Linked DNA regions of Homo sapiens: region 1 is linked to region 2. The links are chromatin loops, found by intact Hi-C in ENCODE. Cell type or tissue: PC-3. All regions are shown on one strand. Each heading gives the region's core, and the rest is flanking DNA. Links, peaks and the distances in the headings are about the cores only.

The links. A loop is a pair of places that touch in the nucleus more often than their neighbours do. Peaks named below come from ENCODE experiments on the same cell type or tissue, not always from the same donor. Only the 100,000 strongest peaks of a DNase experiment are listed, where the experiment ranks them.
Region 1: it touches region 2 in a loop (13-fold over the local background); 1 of 110 quality-filtered maps calls a loop at or near these places.

The regions. Positions count from the first base shown.
Region 1 is chr4:80,725,195-80,736,870 of GRCh38, reverse strand. All of the region lies in intron 3 of CFAP299 (cilia and flagella associated protein 299), which reads right to left. Among named protein-coding and RNA genes, the nearest start is that of BMP3, 300 kb to the left of the region's middle. In PC-3, for the core only: no CTCF peak of the experiment used is centred there; a DNase peak (open chromatin) is centred at 4,680; H3K27ac peaks cover 1,225 bases.
Region 2 is chr4:81,014,318-81,025,993 of GRCh38, reverse strand. No RefSeq gene overlaps it. Among named protein-coding and RNA genes, the nearest start is that of BMP3, 11 kb to the left of the region's middle. In PC-3, for the core only: no CTCF peak of the experiment used is centred there; DNase peaks (open chromatin) are centred at 2,303 and 4,223; H3K4me3 peaks cover 1,538 bases; H3K27ac peaks cover 3,050 bases.

The DNA of each region.
Region 1 (11,676 bases), core at 2,405-7,404, 290 kb after region 2:
AACATACCTGTGCATGTGTCTTTATAGCAGCATGATTTATAATCCTTTGGATATATACCCAGTAATGGGATGGCTGGGTCAAATGGTATTTCTAGTTCTAGATCCCTGAGGAATCACCACACTGACTTCCACAGTGGTTGAACTAGTTTACAGTCCCACCAACAGTGTAAAAGTGTTCCTATTTCTCCACATCCTCTCCAGCACCTGCTGTTTCCTGACTTTTTAATGAATGCCATTCTAACTGGTGTGAGATGGTATCTCATTGTGGTTTTGATTTGCATTTCTCTGATGGCCAGTGATGGTGAGCATTTTTTCATGTGTTTTTTGGCTGCATAAATGTCTTCTTTTGAGAAGTGTCTGTTCATGTCCTTCGCCCACTTTTTGATGGGGTTGTTTTTTTTTTCTTGTAAATTTGTTTGAGTTCATTGTAGAATGTGGATATTAGCCCTTTGTCAGATGAGTAGGTTGCGAAAATATCTACAACTATCTGATCTTTGACAAACCTGAGAAAAACAAGCAATGGGGAAAGGATTCCCTATTTAATAAATGGTGCTGGGAAAACTGGCTAGCCATATGTAGAAAGCTGAAATTGGATCCCTTCCTTACACCTTATACAAAAATCAATTCAAGATGGATTAAAGACTTAAACGTTCGACCTAAAACCATAAAAACCCTAGAGGAAAACCTAGGCATTACCATTCAGGACATAGGCATGGGCAAGGACTTCATGTCTAAAACACCAAAAGCAATGGCAACCAAAGCCAAAATTGACAAATGGGATCTAATTAAACTAAAGAGCTTCTGCTCAGCAAAAGAAACTACCACCAGAGTGAACAGGCAACCTTCAAAATGGGAGGAATAATACCATTCTTACTCAAACTTCTGAAAAATAGAGAAAGGAATACTCCCAAGGTAATTCTGAGAGGCCAGTATTACCCTGATACCAAAAAAAGAAAAAGACACATCAAAAAAAGAAAACCAAAGACCATTATCCCTGATGGACATTTATGTAAAAAACCTCAACAAAATACTATCAAACTGCATTCAATAATACATTAAAAAGATTATTCATGATGACCAAGTGAGATTTATCCCAGGAATGCAACAATACTTCAACATATGCAAATCAATCAATCTGATATATCTTATCAACAGAATGAAGGACAAAAACCATATGATCATTTTGACTGGTGCTGAGAAAGCATTTAATAAAGTTGAACATCCCTTCATGAAAGAAACTCTTAAAAAACTGGATATAGAAGGAACATATTATAACATAATAAAAGCCATATATGATAGACCCACAGCTAGTATCTTATTGAATAGACAAAAATTAAGAGCTTTTACTTTTAAATGGAACACGACAAGGATGCTCACTTTTACCACTGTTATTCAACATAGTACTGGAAGTTCTAGCTAGAGCAATCAGAAGAAAGAAAGGAATAAAGAACATCCAAATTGGAAAAGAAGAAGTCAAATTATCCTTGTTTACTCATGATATGATCTCACATTTTGAAAATCCTAAAGACTCCACCAAAAAAACTATTAGAAGTAATAAACTCAGTAATGTTGCAGTATACAAATTCAACATAAAAATCCGGTAGCATTTCTATATGCTGACAGTGAACAATCTGAAAAAGAAATAAAGTGATCTAATTTACAATAGCCACAAATAAAATTAAATACTTAGGAATTAACCAAATAAGTGAAGCATCTATACAATGAAAATTATAAAACACTGGTGAAAGAAATTGAAGAAGACACACAAAAAAGGAAAGATATTCCAGTTCATGGATAGGAAGGATCAATATTGTTAAAATATTCATACTGCCTAAAGCAATCTACAGATTCAATGCAATTTGTATCAAAATACCAGTGACATTTTTCACAGAAATAGAAAAAGCAATCATAAACTTTCTATGGAATCACAAATAACCCAGAATAGCCAAAGCTATCCTGAGCATAAAGAACAAAGTCACATTATCTGGCTTAAAATTATACTACAGTGCTACAGTAACAAAAGCAGCATGGTACTGGCACACAGACACATAGACCAATGGACAGAATAGAGAACCCAGAAAGGAATCCACACACTACAGTGAACTCCTTTTCACCAATAGTGCCAAAAACGTACAATGGGGGAACGACAGTCTCTTCAATGATCAGTGCTGGGAAAATTGGATATCCATATGCAGAATAATAAATCCTGACCCCTATGTATTGTCATATACAAAAGTCAAATCAAAATTGATTAAAGACTTAAATCTAAGACCTCAAACTATGAAACTACTACATAAAACACTGGGGAAACTCTCCAAGACATTGGTCTGGGCAAAAATTTCTTGAATAATATTCCACAAGCACAGGCAACCAAAGCAAAAATGGGCAAACGGGATCACATCAAGTTGAAAAGCTTCTGCATAGCAAAGGAAATAATCAACAAAGTGAAGAGACAACCCACAGAATGAGAGAACCCATTTGCAAAATACCCATCTGACAAGTGATTAATAACCGAATATAGAAGGAGCTCAAACAACTCTATAGGAAAAAATCTAATAATATAATTAAGAAATGAGCAAAAAATTTGAATAGACATTTCTCAAAAGAAGTCATACAAATGGCAAGCAGGCATATGAAAAGGTGTTCAACATCACTGATCATCAGAGAAATGCAAATCAAAACTACAGTGAGATATTATCTTAGCCCAGTTAAAATGATTTTACCCAAAAGTCAGGCAATAGGAAATGCTGGTGAGGATGTGGAGAAAAGGAAACCCTCATCCACTGTTGGTGGGAATATAAATTAGTACAACCACTCTGGAGAACAGTATGGAGGTTCCTTAAAAAACTAAAAATAGAGCTATTATACAATCTACCAATCCCACTGTTTGGTATATATCCAAAAGAAAGGACATTGGTACATCAAAGAGATATCTGTACTGCCATGTTTGTTACAGCACTATTCACAATAGCTAAGATTTGGAAGCAACCTAAGTGTCCATCAACAGATGAATGGATAAGGAAAATGTAGTACTTATACACAATGGAGTACTATTCAGTCATAAAAAACAATAAGATTCTATCATTTGCAACAACATAAATGGAACTGGAGGTCATTATATTAAGTAAAATAAGCAAGCCATGGAAAGGCAAACATCACTCAGTGTCACATATTTGTGGGATCCAAAAATCAAAAGAATTGAAGTTCTGGAGATTGAGATTAGAGGAATGGTCACAGAGGCTGGGAAGAGTAGTGGGAGGCAGGGAATGGGGTAAATTAGGGAAGCTTAATGGATACAAAAAAAGTTAGAAATAATGAGTAAGACCTAGTATTTGATAGCACAATATGTGACTATAGTCAATAATAATTTAATTGCACATTTTAAAACTAAAAGAGTAGAATTGGATTGTTTGTACGACAAAGGATAAATGCTTGAGGGGATGGATATCCAATTTTCCATGATATGATTATTATGCATTGCATACCTGTACCAAAATATCTCATGTACCCCATAAATATATGCACCAACTATTAATGCACAAAAATAAAAAATTACAAAGAATGCTATTTAGATACCTCTTACTTTATTCCCTGTTTAGTGTCCTACATTAAGCTGAGACAATATTAGGTTTTCATTAAAATTGGCATACATTAAAAGAGTAACTTAGTAGTTCATTAAAAGTTTATTTGCATGATTTACCAGTTTTAAGTCACATCCAATATCCATTCATAGGCTTTCAGTTTTAGTTCAAGCTGGTAGATATATGTAGACCTCAAAATTATTATCAGTAAAATTTATTATATGATTATCTCAAAATTATAGCCACATACAGATGATAAGCAACAGTAGTTACAATATCAGTGTGAGCACAATTTATACTGATTTAGTAATAACACATGTGTATTACTGATAGTTGTGATGATAATCTATGCCAAGCACATTAATAAGGCTTATATCATCAAGAGTTAGAAAACACTGCTAAATTTATTTTCACTACTCTCAGCAGATAATGAAAATTTATATTGAAGTTCTTCCTTTTTGCTTCCTTTCCTAAATATCATCGTTGAAGATCCATTATATAAGAGAATCTTTTCTAGTACGAGGAACATATAGGGGAATGAGCCCAACATCTAGAGAAATACAGAAAAGAATGTAGAAAATAACAATGCCATGTGATAAATACTTAGTGTGGAGGACCCAGGAAAGAGTGTCAAGCAAGACTTTCCTAGAAGAAATAACTGATCTTGAAGAGAGAAGAGTTTGTGATGGAAGGAAGAGAAAGATAAGGACCATTAGAGACAATTGCTTTTCAGCTTCTAAAAGCCAAATTGGGAAAAATTAGAATTAAAGAATAGAATGTACTATTCAAAAGAATTTCTCTCCAGTTGCTGTTTTTTTCTAAGTAGATGGAAACTCAGATACATTTTCTACCTAACCCTTGTATGAGACAGCACTATCTTTTGTGTTTGCAGTCAAAAATTAATTTCTTAATTATTAAAAATGAAAGAAATCAAGGTCAATGTGTAATGGAAGAAGAGTCATGCTATGCATCTGGAAAAAAGTAAGCAGAAACTCGTAGTTTAAGGTGTGTGATTCTTAAAACAAACTTCCAGAGTATCTATGGCTTTTCTCCAAATAAACAGCAAGATTTATGAGGGAAAACCATGAAACTGAATCACTTCCTTCAAATACTCTATGATTTCTGGAACATTTCCAATCAGATTGGTCTTTTTTCCTGCTTAGATTGTCTACACTCAAAACACACAACACTGTGTGTGTGTGTGTGTGTGTGTGTGTGTCTGTGTGTCTGTGTGTCTGTGTATGAATGCAGGGAAATCTTTGCATTGCACTTTTAAGGAGAAATAGTCTACAATAAGGACAAAATTCTATGGATGCTTTTAGTAACAGGCAATTAAGGGTTGTATCTTATAACAAAAACATGACAAACTGATAAATTTAAAATTATGGATTATAAAAACAAATCAGGAAAGGGCCATGTTGAGGGTTGGTGAGATTTTTTTAAATCAGGGATTTTCTAGAATTCTGTACCTAGAAAATGAACAGGTAATAATCATGACATTATGAGAAAAACCATGAATAGCTGATAAACATCAACTCAGCCAAAGACTTCCATAGTTTTAGGCCAATGAACTTAAAAATGTAAGGTCACATACTATTTGATTGTGGTAAAATCAGGGAAATTTTTTTCTTGCCATTGGCAAATTGAGCTTGTCATGGCATGCTGAATGAGAGAGAGAAGAGGGGAAGAGGTGAGCAGATGGAGTTGCACTGGTAACAGCCAGTGATAAGGGGATTAAGTGAAAACAAAAACATGTTAAGAAACAACTGCACCTGCACCCATTAAAGCTTGAAATGGCCAGTGGGCCCGATGGAAACCAGAATGCTTGACTCCTTCTAATTTGAAAGTTATTTTACAAGCCATTATTGGGCATTTCCGCATGCATGCCTCCATTTTTATTATCAGTGGAGGTTTCAAGGAAAAATTGCCAAGGGGCATTTTTTAAATGCAGAAGATTTGGTGATTTTACTGTGCCTGTTTTTGTTTACTCACATATTCTAAGTTAACACGTATTTTAGCAACATGGGACCCCCTCGTACCAGCTTCAGTATGTGAGTTGATATGGCATTTTAAAATTTTCATCAGAAGTTAAAATAAAATAAAATAAATAAAATAGGCACCCACTGCTCTCAAAAGATTATTCTTTATATTTTCCAAAATGGAAAGTAGGTTTCATCTTTAAAAATATACTCAGGTAAAACAGGCACATAGCATTAGATATCATGTTTGTGAGTCAGTGTGTCTATCAAATAATATGTATAATAATAAGATATTGCAAAAATAGTAGATAGTACATTAACACCAAGGAGCTGCTAGTTGCCACCTCAGGAAGTCTTCTCAGAGGATGGACTAAATAGGAAGAATAAAGGCATGTGCAAAGGCAGGATAAAATGAAATAACGGTGTCTGTGGGAATTTCCAAATAGTTCAATATTTTAGCAGTATAATTAAGCTAATGGCAGCCAATGAATGCATTGCAAAGAGGCACAGTGGTTGTAGAGAACAACGTATTAGTTATACATTGCCCCAAATTACCTCAAAATTTAGCAGTTTAAAATAGCAAACATCTATTATCTGACAGTTTCTGTGAGTCAAGACTCTGGACCCTACCTAGGTTACCTTTGTCTCAAGGTCCCTAATGAGATTGTAGTCAAGCCATTGGCCAAGGCAGCAGGCATCTTAAGGCTTGACTGGGAGTGAAGAATCCACTTCACAGCTCACTGAAGTGGGACTTTGTTTTGAATGAAACTTTTTTTTTTTTTATCAGCTTAGCTGGTAGCCACTGTGCCCAGCAGCCACCAGAGGCCCTAACAAAAGAGCTCCAGCAAGGGATTCACCTGCATAGGTCTCTCTGGGGGAGCCTTGCCTTCATGGGTAGGGTTTTAGGCATGGCCTCAGTGACACAACCACAATGTGGAAGTGTAAGAGTGTTCTGTGCTTATAGACCCTGGGGGATACACTGATACACTGCCTGCCCGGAGGTCAGGTCATACACACACACACACACACATACACACACACACACACACACACACACACACAGAGAGAGAGAGAGAGAGAGAAAGAGAGACCTTCAGAGTACACAGGCAGGGAAAAAAGAGAAGGAAGCTGTGGAGCAATGCCTCCATTGGGTCCAGGGCATTATGGGTTTAAAGCAAGCAGGCACTCATTCCAGGAGGTCATGATGTGACTGAGAGTTGGTCCATGTAAGTTTTCAGGCAAATGTCTGAATGGTCTATTTGAAGGAAGCAGCAAAAAAGCAGAGAGCCCAGCCTGCTTAGAGAGACACCTCTAAATTTTTATCTCTGGCCACCAGCTGGAGACATCCAGGTGGGGTATAGTTTTGGAAACTGTGTCAAGGTAAACTTAAATTTAAAAATAGATGCTGGGCCGGGTGCTGTGGCTCATGCCTGTAATCCCAGCACTTTGGGAGGCCGAGGCGGGCAGATCACGAGGTCAGGAGATCGAAACCATCCTGGCTAACATGATGAAATGCCGTCTCTACTGAAAAATACAAAAAAAAATTAGCCAGGTGTGGTGGCAGGCGCCTGTAGTCCCAGCTACTCGGGAGGCTGAGGCAGGAGAATGGCATGAACCCGGAAGGTGGAGCTTGTAGTGAGCCAAGATCTTGCCACTGCACTCCAGCCTGGGAGACAGAGCGAGACTCCGTCTCAAAAAAAAAAAAAAAAAAAAAAAAAGATGCTGAAGCATCATAAAATTATAAGCACTCACCACAACCTGTTCCAAACGCTGCTTATAACACGGCAGCATACTTCCCTCAGGGTGAGTGACCTAAGAGTGCCCAAGAAGGAAGCCACGGTCTTTTTATAATACAATCTCCAGAGTGACATACCATTATTTCTCCCATAATCTATATGTTAGAAGTGAGTCACAAAGTCCAGCCTGCTCAAGGGAACAGGATGACCTAAGTGCATGAATAGTAGGAGGTGTGGATCATTGAGAGCCATCTTAGAGGCTGCCTATCACAAACACCTGTGAATTTATTTTCAGGCATGGGTTAAGGTAGCACTGTTGAGGTTGTGGAATTAGCAACCAAAAGAGTGTGGAGCTGGCAATTGTGTAAGTCAAAGCTTGCACACAGAAACTTAACTACTGCTCTGCCTAAGAGAGCAAACTGGTGGCCTCAATTGCGTGGATGACTAGAGAATCTATGAAGCCTTCTTGAACAGACCCAGAGCGACAGATACATACTTAGGGTAGAAACGCAAGATGCATCTGCATTTTATTTTTTTGTAAACTCAACTTCACAGGGGAAAAGGAGAAAAAGAAAAAAGAAAGAAGTGGATCTCTTTTTGTTGTTTGCAGGTTGTGGGGAGCTTTTAGGTATTGCATCTTTTAAAAACTGATGATATCATTGGTGCAAAGGGCAAAGCAAGATATTAGAAAGGTAGACACACACCAGTGAAGATAGGATTCCTCTCTCACACTAAGAAGTTCTGAGGAAGTCATGACATAGAGACCACATTGACAGCAATGGAGACAGAGACTAGGTTGGGTAGCACGCAGTTAGGATAACTGTCTTATCAAGTCCTCAATTTGGGGACTAATGCAGGAACTAAGATAGAGGCAGGAAAGACAGTGAGAAAATATAACTCAAAGATTTTTTAAAAGCAAAATGCATGGGATATGGTGATTGATTACACATAAAGCGTGTGGAAGGAAAGATGGGTGAGGTTAGTTTCCAGGCTTCTGGATTGGTTAATAAGATTATTTTGGGAATATAGAAGAAAATATAAGCTCCAAATAAAGGATATTAGAAATAAATAAATAGAAATTGTGTTCCTGAATAGTTTCATACAGTCAAAAAAATGGAAAAAGAATTAAAAGTAAATTGTGCTACAGGAAAAAGTATTGTTTTTTAAAAAACGAAAATATAATTCACAATAACATTCTCCAGTCTACTGTTTTTGTTGTTGTTCCACAATACTTTTTAGTGTATTATTTCTTTGTCTTTAGAAAATATGAGAAGTGTTAAACCAAAGTTTTGTGGATATGGAAGTTAAGAAAACAGCTCGAAAATTATTTTTTAAAAAAGAATATTCTATAAGTTTTGAAACATAAGGGAATAGAAAAAGGATATTGTGCAACAAATCATATGAGTTGATAAATAACTTACTGAGCTTTGACAATGGAAATACTGAGGATCATTTCTTTTCCAACCCAGTTGGAAAACATTTTGTTATTAATTTTGAAATTGCAATGTTTCAGAGGAAAAACCCTGACATCTATAGAAATTGTTTTTGTTATTCATTTAATGCATAGTTGAAATGAGATATTCTTTCACTGCAAAACAAATAATTTGAATCTCAATTTTAATTTATATTAATATATTTATAAGCATCCTACTTTAAAATATTGATATTATTATTACTTCATAACAGTATGAAGAATTTCCTAATATATATTACCAAATAGTTCATATTTGTTCTCTAGACTCTTTCCTGGAAAATATTTTGCTTGTCAATGGACAGAAATCTCTGTCCCAAATGTAATGACAGAATATATTTGAGCAACATCCTGAAATGAGCACCTTAATAATAATAACAATAATAATAATTAGCTATGAAAACAAAAGTTAATAGATATCATTTATTTAATTCTTACAAGTAAATGACAGTATTTTATGCTTTAAATGTGCATTACTTTACCTCTTAACATTCCTATGTAGTATAATTATAAGCCCTCTTTTAAAAATAAGGAACCCAAGGGCCATGGCTCCACAAGACAGTGGTGGAATCATGATTTGAATTCAGCTAGTCTGGCTCAAGAGTTAATTTCTCTTGACCACCTTTACATGGCTTTCATACATTTGCTGCCTTAAAACATGATTATAGCATGTAAATCAAAACAATTTATATTCTATAGTCTTCACACTTTTGAAAGAGTAAAGTGAAGTACAGACCAGTTAAATAACTTTATGAAGGTATTCTAGCTTTTTAAAAATATTATAATAGTAATATTGTAATATTACCATTATATAAATAGTAAAGTAAAGTAGTAAGTAAAATATTCCAGAAGGAAAAGAGGAACATATAGATATCTTCACTAAATGACCTGGAATTCTGGGCTATGTCATATTTTACTAGTGAGCTGAAATAAAATATTTTTTCCAGAAAAGATACATAGACGTTCTTTCATATTGAAAGGAAATATTTTTCCTAAAACATTTAAATGTTATCTTGGAACATACATGACATTGCCCTGACTCCCACTGATCTGTTTTCTTTTATTTATTTTTCACTTTATTTTTGCTGGAATGCTGGGGGTGGAGTGGGGTGTGGAAAGAGGAAATCTTAAGAAGATTTTTTTTCTGAACTAAATTAGTGAACTAAAAGAAAAACATTAATCATGGAAAGTATTCCTAGATGAGAAAATACCAATTGATAAACACATACCTGTATCCAACTGATTATATAATATCTCATGGGTGTTGTGGTAATACTGTAAAAACATGATTTGTATCTTTGAAATATCAGATTTAATTTAAATCAACTTCAAGCCAACTACTTTATTCCACCACTGGTGAGTAGAACAGTCAGTCCCCACAATGTTTAAGTTAGTGAAGAAATGGAAAATCAGGGAAAGAACATATGTCAGTGTTGATTTGCTCTGTATGTGAAATGCCAAAAGCATTACAAAGACAGATAGCTCATAACACATTTCAGCACCAGTGAAGTACGGAAAAAAAAGTTCATCTCTTCTTGATACAGTTTCTTTTCCTTTCCATTATTAACCATTATTTGATAGTTATTCATTCAAATTTGAACACAGGTTGTAAAAATATATTTGTTTTAATTTAAGTAAATTTAAGTAAGTATAAAATGAATTTACTTGGAGGCTTTTAAAAAGATATCTTTTTCTTTCTTTTAACAGTTTAAATTTAACAAGTATCAATGACTACTTAATAGGGCAATTTTTTAAAAAAGGCAAAAACCACAAAACTCAAATACTTGAAGATTATAGGCATCTTTAATATATGAATTGTAATGTTATCATTCTAATTGTGTCATAGAGAAAAAGTTTAAGCTACTGGTCAAATATGACAGCATGAACACACTCATTTACCTTTACTCTTTCTGGAAAGTCTAACAAAATACCAGTAAAGGAATAAAGATGGTATAAACTCATAAGGGCAATGAGAACAAGGGAAGAAGTGAGTGAAGGGGAAAGAAATCCACAAAACTGTAGAAGATATAAAATAGATTGTTGACCATGACCACTAATTAATAGAGCAGAAAAACAAATAATTGAAGCCCAAATGTCCTCTACAGAGGTGAAAGAAAATTAGAAGCACCAGGTGCATGTAGCTGCCAGTGAGTTGGGGCTGACATCAGAATTATATGAAAATCTGTATGAGGAACAGTTAGAACTGGCTTTCATTCCCTCCTCAGCTTTGGCACACAGGAAAGTGTCCTCTATCACTACAAAAGTATAATGAAGTTGAAGCACAGTCTCTGGAACTCAGGTATCAGTCAAGCACGAGGATCAGATGCCATATTAAAAACAGGACCACAAAGGGAAAACCTACAATACGGAAGGTCTGAATTAGAAGACCCCAGCACCTTTTTCTACTAGCTACCAGGCTAGCAATGAGATTTGTACCTGCACCCTTTTTATACCTCATATGGATAGATTAGAGTAGTCTTTGTTGGAGAAACTGACCTGTGAAGAGAAAGAATCTGACTTTTCCAGGGGTAGTTGCCTAACTAATTACATGCTTCTCCACACAATACCCCCATGGTGAGATTCACCTTTGGAAAAAGCCACAGGGTTAGAGACTTCCAATTAGCTTTTCAGAACTTTCTCTTAAAAACAATCAAGTATCTCCAGACATTTGAAGGAAGTATTTAACATGAAACAAAGATGATAAAAAAGTCAAGAAGAGAAAGTGATTCACAGGAAACGTAATCAATGAAGAAAAAAATAGAAATTTTACATATCTCTCCATGGATATGTAAAATTAATATCCTCAAAGTATTAAAAGAAAGTCATTCATCTAGAATATAAGAAAGCAGGCCAGGTGTGGTGGCTCTTGTCTGTAATCCCAGCAGTTTGGGAGGCCAAGGTGGGTGGAT
Region 2 (11,676 bases), core at 2,152-7,151:
TCTTTGTAAAGAGCATGTCTGAAGTGAGGTCTGCCAAGGATAACGTCCCATTCTTAAAGCCAACTTTTCCATTTAACATAAGTGAATCATATAATATGCCATCATATTCATAGTCTCCTCCAACATTCAAAATGGAGGGGATCGTACAAGATCATGGGTCACTGGGAATCACTTTAGAATCTTGCCTACCAAGTAACCATGTAAATACTGCCACTAGATTTATGTTCCTAAAACTTAGCCCACGAATGTTATAAACTTTCTCAAAAAACAATAAGTAACTGCTCATTACCAACTAAATTAAAAAAAAAGAAAAACCACCAAACACCTCAGTTTGGTACTTGTAGCCTTGCCCAATTTGTCCTCAACCTAGTTTTCTGTATCTCTCTCCTTTCTCACGTATCTCCTATGCACCAACCATACTATGTGCTTCTTCTCAACTTTCCTTCACTTGGCATATTCCATTGCCTGGTTTGTCCTCATTAAGATGCATCTGAAAATGCTACCTTTCTCATGATGTGATGCCTAATTAGTCTGATGTGTTGTGAGCTCTTAATCCTTTATTTTTCATAGCATTTAGTACTTATAGCATTAAGAGATTCTGTGATATGCTTCTTTTGTTTACTTTTATAAAGAAATGACTGTTTCTCTAATAAAATAAAACGCAGCTCCTCCAGGCTTGGCAGTACTGGGAGAACATCCACCTGGAGAGGGAGTGGCTGGACCTCTTGTCTGAATCCTTCTCCAGAAATTTTCCATCTACCGATCCTTCTCTGGCTGATTCCTATTTCTACTGTACTGCACTGTGGGATTCTGCTACTCTCTTCTCACTTATTCTGCCCTAAGCTTGAATACACAGATCATCCTTAATTTTTGTCTCAGATTTGAGACAAGCCTAGAACTTGCTGACAATAATTGACTACAGGCTCATGGGAATAAACACACAGAGATCAACGCATACCACCATATTAGGTTGGTGCAAAAGCAATTGCAGTTTTTGCCATTGCTTTTAATGCCAAAAACCGTAATTACTTTTGCACCAAACTAATATATCTGGCAAAAATTTTTGCTCTTGATTTCCTGCTATTTGGGTCTTTTTCTTCCTGGCTCCTGTCCCACTATCATTTTTGCTAACAATTTTTTACTGAATATCCACTATGAACCAGACGTTCTTCTAGGTGCTGGAGATGCAATTGGGAACGAAGTGAAAGTTTGTCTCTTTTTTTAAAGTCTAGAGTCAAGACAGTAAGATCAAGAGAGGCAGGAACAGATGTTCCCTCTCTCATTTGTTCATACCTATTCATCAAATGTACATTATGAACCACACACTGTTCTAGAAGCTGAGGATATAGCCATACAAAAGACTTGTGAAATCCCTACCCTCATGGGGTTTATATTCCAAAAGAAATAGACAATAATCTCAAACCAAAAAAAAAAAAGTATTTTCTAGAATACCATGAAAACAGTAGAACAAAGTAGTAGATCAAGAATGGTGTGTATGTGGGTGTGGTAAGTGGGCTGATTCTCTGGCTGAGAATGGGTGGAGTGGTGGTATTCTAGGGTGGTGAGGTGGTCAGGAAGGGCTTCTCTGAGGACATGGCATTTGAACTGAGACCTATATGATATGAAAAACAACCATAATAAAGTCTGGAGGAAACATGTCACCGACAACAGGAATAGCACTTGGAAAGGAGGGCTGCCTGCTGGGGACTATCCAGTGACTAACGATCTCCCATTTTCTTAGTGATTTACATTGAGAATAATCAGTCATTCAGGGGGCTTTACCCAAAGGTTTGGTCCTGTTCTCTGTCCTAAGTAGGAACATCAGACAAGAATCGAAGGGATACAACTGGGGTTGGGAGGAAGTGGAAGTAGAATTACATTAATTTACTTCTTTTTAGATGCAGGGACCTCAAAGGTAGGAATGTTATTCAACTTTTACTCCTCCTGCTTTCCCCTGATTTCCTTATATACCATTACCTGCTTAGTAGATATTTGCTGAGCTGAATCAGATTGAATAGTGACAAGCGAAAGAGGTGTCATATCAAATATCTCCTGCCAAACACATTTGTTTTCCTATATAATATACAGAATAAAAAATATATAATCATATTCCTAAAGCCCAAAGTAATTTGATTTTAGCCTTTACTTATTTCTTCCTTTTTGAACTTCATTTCAACTGCCCTAAACTAAGACATTCCTTAAAATTTTAGTGATATGAAAAGTAAAGATGACTAAACAAATATAATAAAGAATAAGAATTAGTCAGCTCCTTAAGGGCAGAAACTGTGTTTTATGTATTTTTGCATCACCCATAGTCACAGGACCCAAACAAAGCCAAAATTAGCATTTTGAGATATATCTTCCCAGTGGCCTGTTTTCTATGCCAAGAGCATAGAATATTTCTGTGTGATTATATCTTTATAATCATATAAAGCATTTTGATTTTTTCTATTTAATTAAAAATAAAGAAATTGTATTATGGGAGCAGGAATCCCTTTTTATGCTGCTTTATATCCTCGTTCATATTAATATATCAGAACAACAGGCACACTAAGATTTTTTTATTTTTTTATTTTTTTAGAGATAGAGTTTTCCTCTTGTTGCCCAGGCAGGAGTGCAATGGCATGATCTCAGCTCACTGCAACCTCTGCCTCTTGGGTTCAAGCAATTCTCCTGCCTCAGCCTCCTGAGTAGCTGGAATTAAATGCATGCACCACCACACCCAGCTAATATTTTTGTATTTTTAGTAGAGACAGTGTTTCACTACATTGGTCAGGCTGGTCTCAAACTCCTGACCTCATGTGATCCACCCGTCTCGGCCTCCCAAAGTGCTGGGATTACAGGCATGAGCCACCATGTCTGGCCCACACTACGGTTTTATAAGTAATTAACATAGTCATATTTTCCTTTGTATTCTTCAATTCCACTTTTACTCAAAATTTCTACTGATAATGATGCTATGAGAATTTATCACTATGCCTCCCCACACCAAAAAAAAAAAAAAAGAGGTAGACTATTTTGAGTCACAGCATGACAAATTTTGCAAGCCCACCTTGAAGGTTTTCCTTGCACAGGCTGTTGATTTATTTCTTGTGATTTGATATTTGGAGAGTCTGTTCAGGTGCCCTTTGTACTGTTTCCCACGTGCAGCCTACAGGCTCTGCTCTGTGGAATGCTACCCACTGTCCTAATCTGTTTCTTTCTGCAGGCAGTTCAGCTGGCATCCTTCCTCTGTAATTTGTGTTTAAATTCTTATGGCTTCAGAAAGCCCTTCTTTTTACCAGCAGTTTTCTTTCTCTTGGTCTTATCAGCCATTTCTGTATACAGTGGTTTACCAGTCTGATTTTTGTCTTTTGGGAAAAGTTGTTACTTTAAAAATTGTTTTCTTCTTAAAACTTCTCTCTCTTTTTTTACTTAATTCCTTTGGTGATTGTTTTGTGAATTGAGTTTCTAAGAATGTAACAAATTTATTGCTTGCCCTGGCACTTGTGCCCTTCACAATGCATTGAATATTTCCATTCATTTTTCTATAGTCATTTTCTCCCAGGTGGTCATGTCTCCAAGCCCCCATAGGTAAAGATTAGCTGCCAATGCTGAAATACACGCAGCAACCTCTTTCCTTCTCCCCTGTCTGGCTCTAGGGTTCACTCCTCTCTTTATCATCTTCCACTTTCTTAATTCTTCCTCCTCTCATCCCTCTTCTTTCCCACCAATCCTACCCTTAAACGCAGTCCAGGAGATCTTGGCAATGGGACTGTGGATTGAAGAGGTTACTGACCTTCCAGTATCTGGAGCTGAAAGGCACTTAAAGGAGGTGATCTCATTTGTCACCTCAGCAACTCAGAGATTCATTCATTAGCATGGTTGCTGGCATCTGCCTTTTCACCCTACAAATTTCCAGGTGTAGCTGCTCAGATGACCCATGTAAAACCTTAACAGGATCAATTAAAGTTGCTTAGGTATGGTGATGAATGCTGTAAAAATATGGACAGATGGGGGTGTAGAAATGATAAATATCACCACTGGGGACTAATTTTACTCTTTACATGTGCTTCGGGGTTTCCAGGTGTTTTTCTGGCGTTTCTTCCTTGAAGGAAGTAGTTTAAAACTGCCCCTGGATATCTGCCCACGAAAAAGCAAACAGCTTTCTTTGACCACAAATGATCACCTACCAACAACTCCTCCACCCTGTTTTTCAATTTTTGAACTCTGGAGTAAATTCTTGCCTTATAAAATTAAGATCGAGATGACTCTGGCTATGAGCCAAGCTCTGCAAACCAGTTCTTTTACTGGGCAATGAAAAGTGATTGCATAAATGCTATATAAATATTTCAAGTATCTATGTTGTCAATCCTGGTAACTATTGCTGAGCTGTAAACAGAGCAGGAGTGTCTGGGTAGTGCTGGGCGAACTGAGAAGGATTTGACTGGACAGGAATGAAAATAGAATGGAAGCTGACAGATCCTAAGCAAGACCAAGGGCTGCTGCTTTTCTATTTTTGTAATACCACATCTATACTAAGTATGCAATACATTTTAATGAATTACATGTTTTCAAGGAAATGCAAATAATCAAATAGAGATTTGTGATTATCTTTGTAGCTAGTTCATGATGTATTTTTGGAGTCCTAGGCACTGACAAGGAATACCCCCAAGGAATCTCTTGCTGTCTTGTGACAGTTGTTCTTGCTTTAAAACATTCTAGAGCAAATTTCCTGGTAATATGACACACAACCAAAACCAAAATGTTAATCCTCTCCAGATCAGTGACTTTCAGATTTCATTCCTTATTATGATTTGATATATAAACATATGAGAAGTTAAATAACAATATTAAATGGGCATTTGAGTACGTTTGTATCTCTATTTAGAATGTAGCTTTTTAAAATTTTTAGAGATGGGCTCTCTGTCACCCAGGCTGGAGTGCCGTCGCTCCATCATAGCCTCCTGCAGCCTCTAACTTCTGGGGTTCCTCCCACTTCAGCCTCCCAAGTAGCTGAGACTACCAGTGCTCACCACCATACCCAGCTAGAATGCAGTGTTCTAAGGACAAGATTCATGCATAGCACTTGGAGAGCTTTTTGCCTACACTAGGTATTCAGTAAATACCCTTTAGGAAAGTAGTTGAAAGAAGAATATTGAAGAACAATTAGTGATATCCTAATTCTGTCATCTAAGATGGCAGAAAAATGAAAAGAGGCTTCCTTTTTTTTTTTTAATTTTTAAGCTGGCCATATTCTAGACCTCAATAGCCTCAACAGGAGCTATACAGAGGAACTACATGTTGCTAGCAGAAATTTGCTTTCTTTTTAGAAGAAAGGCAGCACTATTTTTCTTTCAGTGATGATTGGTTAAAAAAGAAAAAAGAACAACATCTACAATTTTTTTCTCTCTACATTCAGCACTTGCTCATAATGTGTGACCACTTTCTCCAGATCATTTAAGTGATGGATGCCATAATAGACATGCAAGTAATCCTACAGCAAACCTCCGTCCCTGAGTTCCTAGTTCCCACTTTTCTCTTGAATCATAAGTAGTAGACTAGCTACTTAAAATTAATTCAGGAAGTCAGATACAAGTCCCAAGAAAGGGCAGTGGGCAACCAGGCCTTTTCCAGGTGGTTTCAGATTGTTCCATTTCCCTCCAGCCCTCAGGTAGGAAGAGATTTCAAATGTTGATCTCCTTGGAAATGCCATGGTAAATGTCTCTCCTGTTAGGTGAAAGAAATCCCACCTGGTGGCAGTGTTTGTAGTCCCAGGAAATGCCAGGAAACAATTCACTTACTAACAACAATATTTAGGCACAAAGAATGGAACTACAAAATGTGTTTAGGGATCCCGCCCCCTCCTAATATAGAGATGGCTCAGACAGAACCAGACCCATCCTGATGTCAGGTAGTTCTGGGCATAAAGGTAATTCCTTTTGTTTCCACTTTAGCCCTTGAAACAAAGCAAAACCTCAGGGTACTGACTGATGTAGTAGGAGAGGAAGTTTCTTTCTGGGGATGGTCTCTATGGTGGCAGGGTACAGGAATTAATGGCCCCCAGGGCAGGACCCTTTGTGAGTTATGAGAAGGGAGCAGTCTTTCCATCAGCAATTCAACAGGTCCTTTCTTTGGTTCTTGACATTCAACCAGAAAATGTGGCACATATACACCATGGAATACTATGCAGCCATAAGAAATGATGAGTTCATGTCCTTTGTAGGGACATGGATGAAATTGGAAACCATCATTCTCAGTAAACTATCGCAAGAACAAAAAACCAAACACCGCATATTCTCACTCATAGGTGGGAATTGAACAATGAGATCACAAGGACACAGGAAGGGGAATATCACACTCTGGGGACTGTGGTGGGGTCGGGGGAGGGGGGAGGGATAGCAGTGGGAGATATACCTAATGATAGATGACACGTTGGTGGGTGCAGCGCACCAGCATGGCACATGTATACATATGTAACTAACCTGCACAATGTGCACATGTACCTTAAAACTTAAAGTATAATAAAAAAAAAAAAAAGAGTCCCCTAATAAAATGTAGATATCCCTGGGAAGGCTAACACCTTGAGCATTATCAAGTGGTATCAGTTAATACCTTAAGAGAAACTTAGGACAATTGCCAAAATTTGGTAGAGAACAAAAAAAAGGGAAGCAGAAACAGCATGCAATATAAAGTACTGCCTTCCTCACCACTTTGCTGAGAAGCAGCCCTGCTAGAGCCTCCAGAACAAGTGGACTCTGTCTTACCTCAGTGGCCTTGGGCAAGTTCTTCCTCTATGCTAGTTTCTAGTTTACCTGTTAAATGGAGAGAGTAATTCTTTTTCTCATGAAGGGTGTTGGGAGAATTTATGGTCTATAAAACATTTGAGATTTTCAGTGTGAGGCAGTTCATAAGTACAAAGTGTTATTATTGGTTTTATTGCAGGATTGTAAATGGAATCTAAGTAGCATCATACTGGCGTTATTTTGTGGAAGTAGTTATCTCCAGTTGTGCAGAGAGGTGGACCTATCTGCATCTACTTACCTGGCCATGATAGAAGTCCTATGAGATATTGAAAAATATAGATTAAGTCTTGATACAAAGGAAATGTTGTTGCCTTTTATTACCTAACACAGGTGTTTTATAGCATGTTTTATCTGAGAGTAATATCTGAATGCATAGCTAAGCCTGGCTCAAAGTCAGTCTGGGTAGGGATTTTTAAAAAATCCTGTGAAAAGGTGGGAAGGCCTTCTTTTCCACTTCCACAGATATCACTGTTATCCTACTCTTCATTGGCAGGACATACTCATATTCATTCTGGTTAAGGGATGGTACTTGTTTGTATCCCTTGTCTCTTTCCACATATAGAGATAGGACTAGAAGAGCCAAGGATGGCCTTTCACTTCATACTTGTTCAGGAATCTATGTTGACACTCCAGGGCCTAATGCATTTAACATTTGAACTTCCCAGTCTAGAATTCAAGGGTTTCTGTGAATCCCCTCCATCAAATTTACTTCCATTTTCATTTTTTTCCCATAAATTCAATACATCTATTTTATTTGCTGCTAGTAACCTACCTACTCTGTAGGGTAAACTCCATGACTCTGAGGACAGTTTCTGCCTCAGTACTATGAGAAGCATCTGGTACATGGTAGCTGTTCAAGAAATAGTTGTTGAATGCATGAATAAATGATTTAAACTCTGAATCCCTTTCCCTCATTCTCTCTCCTAATGTGTTCCTTGATTCTATAAAGTTTTGCCCAAAACTCAATTCCTTCAGGCAAGCTTTTAATTCAATGTGCCACATTACTGGAAATACACTACATGCTTGACATGAAATTATGATCTCCTTGACTGAGCCCACTTGATTGTACTCATCCTTCTATTAGACTTCATACTTAAATTTGAATTTCCCTCCTCTGATTTGCTGCTTAATGAAATGAGTGTTAATGGTTTTGTACATGTCATACACATAACAGAATGGGCTTAGGTATCAGATCAGAGCCCTAGCTTTGCCCGTATCTAAATTATGATTTTGGGTAATTTACCGATTTTCCCTAAGACTTAGTTTCTTTATGTATCTCTCTCTCTCTCTCTTTCTCCTTCTCTGCCACACCCCCGCCCCAGCCCCCAAACACACACCACAAGTGTTGTAGGTGATCAGAGACTATATGGGCCACTGGCATGGGTGGTAATGTCGTTTGGCTGTGTCCCTACTCAAATCTCATCAAGAATTGTAACTCCCACAGTTCCTACGTGTTGTGGGAGGGACCCAGTGAGGGGTATTTTAATCATGGGGGCGGGTTTTTGCGTGCTGTTTTCACAACAGTGAATAAGTCTCATGAGATCTGATGATGTGAAAAAGAAGAGTTCCCCTGCAAAAACTCTCTCTCTTTGCCTGCCGTCATCCATGTAAGACATGACTTTCTCCCCTTTGCCTTCTGCCATGACTATGAGTCCTCCCCAGCCATGTGGAACTGTAAGTCCATTAAACATCTTTTTCTTCCCAGTCTCAGGTGTGTCTTTATTAGCAGCATGAAAACAGACTAATACAGCAAATTGGTACCAGTAGAGTGGGGTGCTGCTGAAAAGATACCCAAAAATGTGGAAGCGACTTTGGAACTGGGTAACAGGAAGAGGTTGAAACAGTTTGGAGGGTTCAGAAGAATACAGGAAAATGTGGGAAAGTTTTGAATTTCCTAGAGACTTGTTGAATGGCTTTGACCAAAATGCTGAAAGTGATATGGACGACAAAGTCCAGGCTGAGGTGGTCTCAGATAGAGATGAAGAACTTGTTGGGAACTGGAGTAGAGGTAACTCTTGTTATGTTTTAGCAAAGAGAGTGGTGGCATTTTGCCCCTGTGCTAGAGATTTGTGAAACTTTGAACTTGAGAGAGATGATTTAGGGTATCTGGTGGAAACATTCTAAGCAGCAAAGCATTCAAGAGGTGACTTGGGGGCTATTAAAGGCATTCAGTTTTATAAGGGAAGCAGAGCATAAAAGTTTGAAAAATTTGCAGCCTGACAATGTGATAGAAAAGAAAATTCCATTTTCTAAGGAGAAATTCAAGCTGGCTGTAGAAATTTGCATAAGTAACAAGGAGCTGAAAGTTAATCCCCAAGACAATGGGGAAAATGTCTCCAGGATATGTCAAAGGTCTTTGTGGCAGCTCCTCCCATTACAGGCTGAGAGGTCAAGAAGAAAAAAGTAGTTTTGTGGGCCGGGCCAAGGGTCCCCGTGCTGAGTGCAGTCTAGGGACTTGGTGGTCTGTGTCTCAGCTGCTCCCTTTGTGACTAAAGTGGGCCAAGGTACAGCTCAGGCTGTGGCTTCAGAGGGTGCAAGCCCCACACCTTGGCAGCTTCCATGTGGTGTTGAGCCTGTGGGGGCACAGAAGTCAAGAATTGAGGTTTGGGACCCTCTGCCTAGATTTCAGAAGATGTATGGAAATGCTTGGATGTCCAGGCAGAAGTTTGCTGCAGGGGCAGGGCTTTCATGGAGAACCTATGCTAGGGCATTGCACAAGAGAAATGTGGGATCAGAGACCCCACACAAAGTTCCTACTGGGCACTGCCTAGTGGAGCTGTGAGAAGAGGGCCACCATCTTCTAGACCCCAGAATGGTAGATCTACAGCTTGCACCATGCACCTGGAACAGCCACAGACACTCAATGCCAGACTGTGAAAGCAGCCAGGAGGGAGGCTGTACCCTGCAAAGCCACAGGGGCAGAGCTGCCCAAGACCATGGGAACCTACCTCTTGCATCAGCATGAACTGGATATGAGACATGGAATAAAAGGAGATCATTTTGGAGCTTTAAGATTTGACTGCTCCACTGGATTTTGAACTAGAGTGGGGCTAGTAGCCCCTTTGTTTTGGCCAATTTCTCCCATTTGGAATGGGTGTATTTACCCAGTGCCTGTACCACTGTTGTATCTAGGAAGTAACTAACTTACTTTTGATTTTACAGGCTCATAGGCAAAAGAGACGCCTTGTCTCAGATGAGACATTGGACTTGGACTTTTGAGTTAATGCTGAAATAAGTTAAGACTTTGGGGGACTGTTAGGAAGGCATGGTTGGGTTTGAAATGTGAGGACATGAGACTTGGGAGGGGCCAGGAGTGGAATCATATGGTTTGGCTCTGTCCCCACCCAAATCTCATCTTGAATTCCCATGTGTTGTGGGATGGACCTGGTGGGAGTTAATTGAATCATGGCGGCAGGTCTTTCCCCTGCTGTTCTCATGATAGTGAATAAGTCTCACAAGATCTGATGGTTTTATATGAGGGAGTTTCCCTGCAGAAGCTCTCTCTTTGCCTGCTTCCATCTGTGTAAGATGTGACTTACTACTCCTTGCCTTCCACCTTAATTGTGAGGCCTCACCAGCCACATGGAACTGTGTCCATTAAACCTCTCTTTCTTTTGCAAATTGCCGAGACTCAGTTGTAGGTAAAGACAGGCAGATTTATTAGAGAAAGTGTGAAAATATGTTGCAAGGGTGCAATGGGCACATCAGCAAGAAAGGAGCTGTCAGGAAACGAAGCCTTTCTGGGGATTTTATAGAATGGTGCTTGTGCTGTGTGCTGAAGAGGGCTTTGTGCAGCACTAATAATGCCAAGGTTGCAGTGAGCTAACTTGCATTTTTCTGTCAGCCTGGGGTCTATTGATATCTGGGTGCAGGAAGATTGTGAATTATTTGCACAGCTGGGCTATGTGTCCTGAACCATACATAAAGGAAGGCAGAATTGTAGCTTATCTGCTTTCTCTTTTGCTTTGCCTTTGTCCCGCCAACCTGACTTCTTTGTCCTAATTAACACTCCACAACAAGTGTGCATACTTGTATATAATATTATTTGGATATTTGGAAGATAAAATTAATAAAGCCATTCTCCTACATTTCTAAGCTTCCTTTGGAAATGAAATAGAGTTCTTAGGTGGTTTCTAAAAAGATCAGTACATGGAGAGTAACGCTAATATAGGGAAACTACATAGTTAGGAAAGAACTTTGGCAAAATTTGCCATGTGGTCCAGAAGGAACATTAAGTTTTTTTAAAAAAATTTTTTCTGTGTACTCCTTTGTAAAATCTTGTACATTTATTATGATGTTTTCAAGGTTCATTCATGTTGTAGCATGTATCAGCACTTATTCCTTTCATTGTCAAATATGATTCCTTGTATGGATATACCAAGTTTTATTTATCTCTTCATCAATACTCAAATGTTGATGGACATTTGGCATGTTTCCATGTTTTGGCTATTACAAATAAAGCTGCTATGAACATTTGTGTTCAGTTTTTCCTTGATCACAAAGGCCACATTTTAAAAATTTAACTTATATCAAATATGCAGAATAGGCAAATCTTGGAGTGGGAGAGAGTAATTGTTTAATAGGGACAGTTTTTCCATTTTGCGGTGTTGTGAAGCTTCTGGAACTACCTTGCTTTCACATCATTGGTACACATACACACGCAAAACCTAGTGTAGTGCTAAGTTAATATCATTTGACTTGTGATTGGTTGGATCACTTGTTCCAGAAATAATTGGAACGATCCTGAAAACCTATGTACATAATGTTCCTTTACACCAGGCAATTTGCTGCAGAAAATAACCACTTAGTGTGAGCAACTTGTCCTGGTTTGATCATGACTATCCTGATCTTATCACTGAAATGTTCCTGTCCCACACAACCCCTCTTTCCT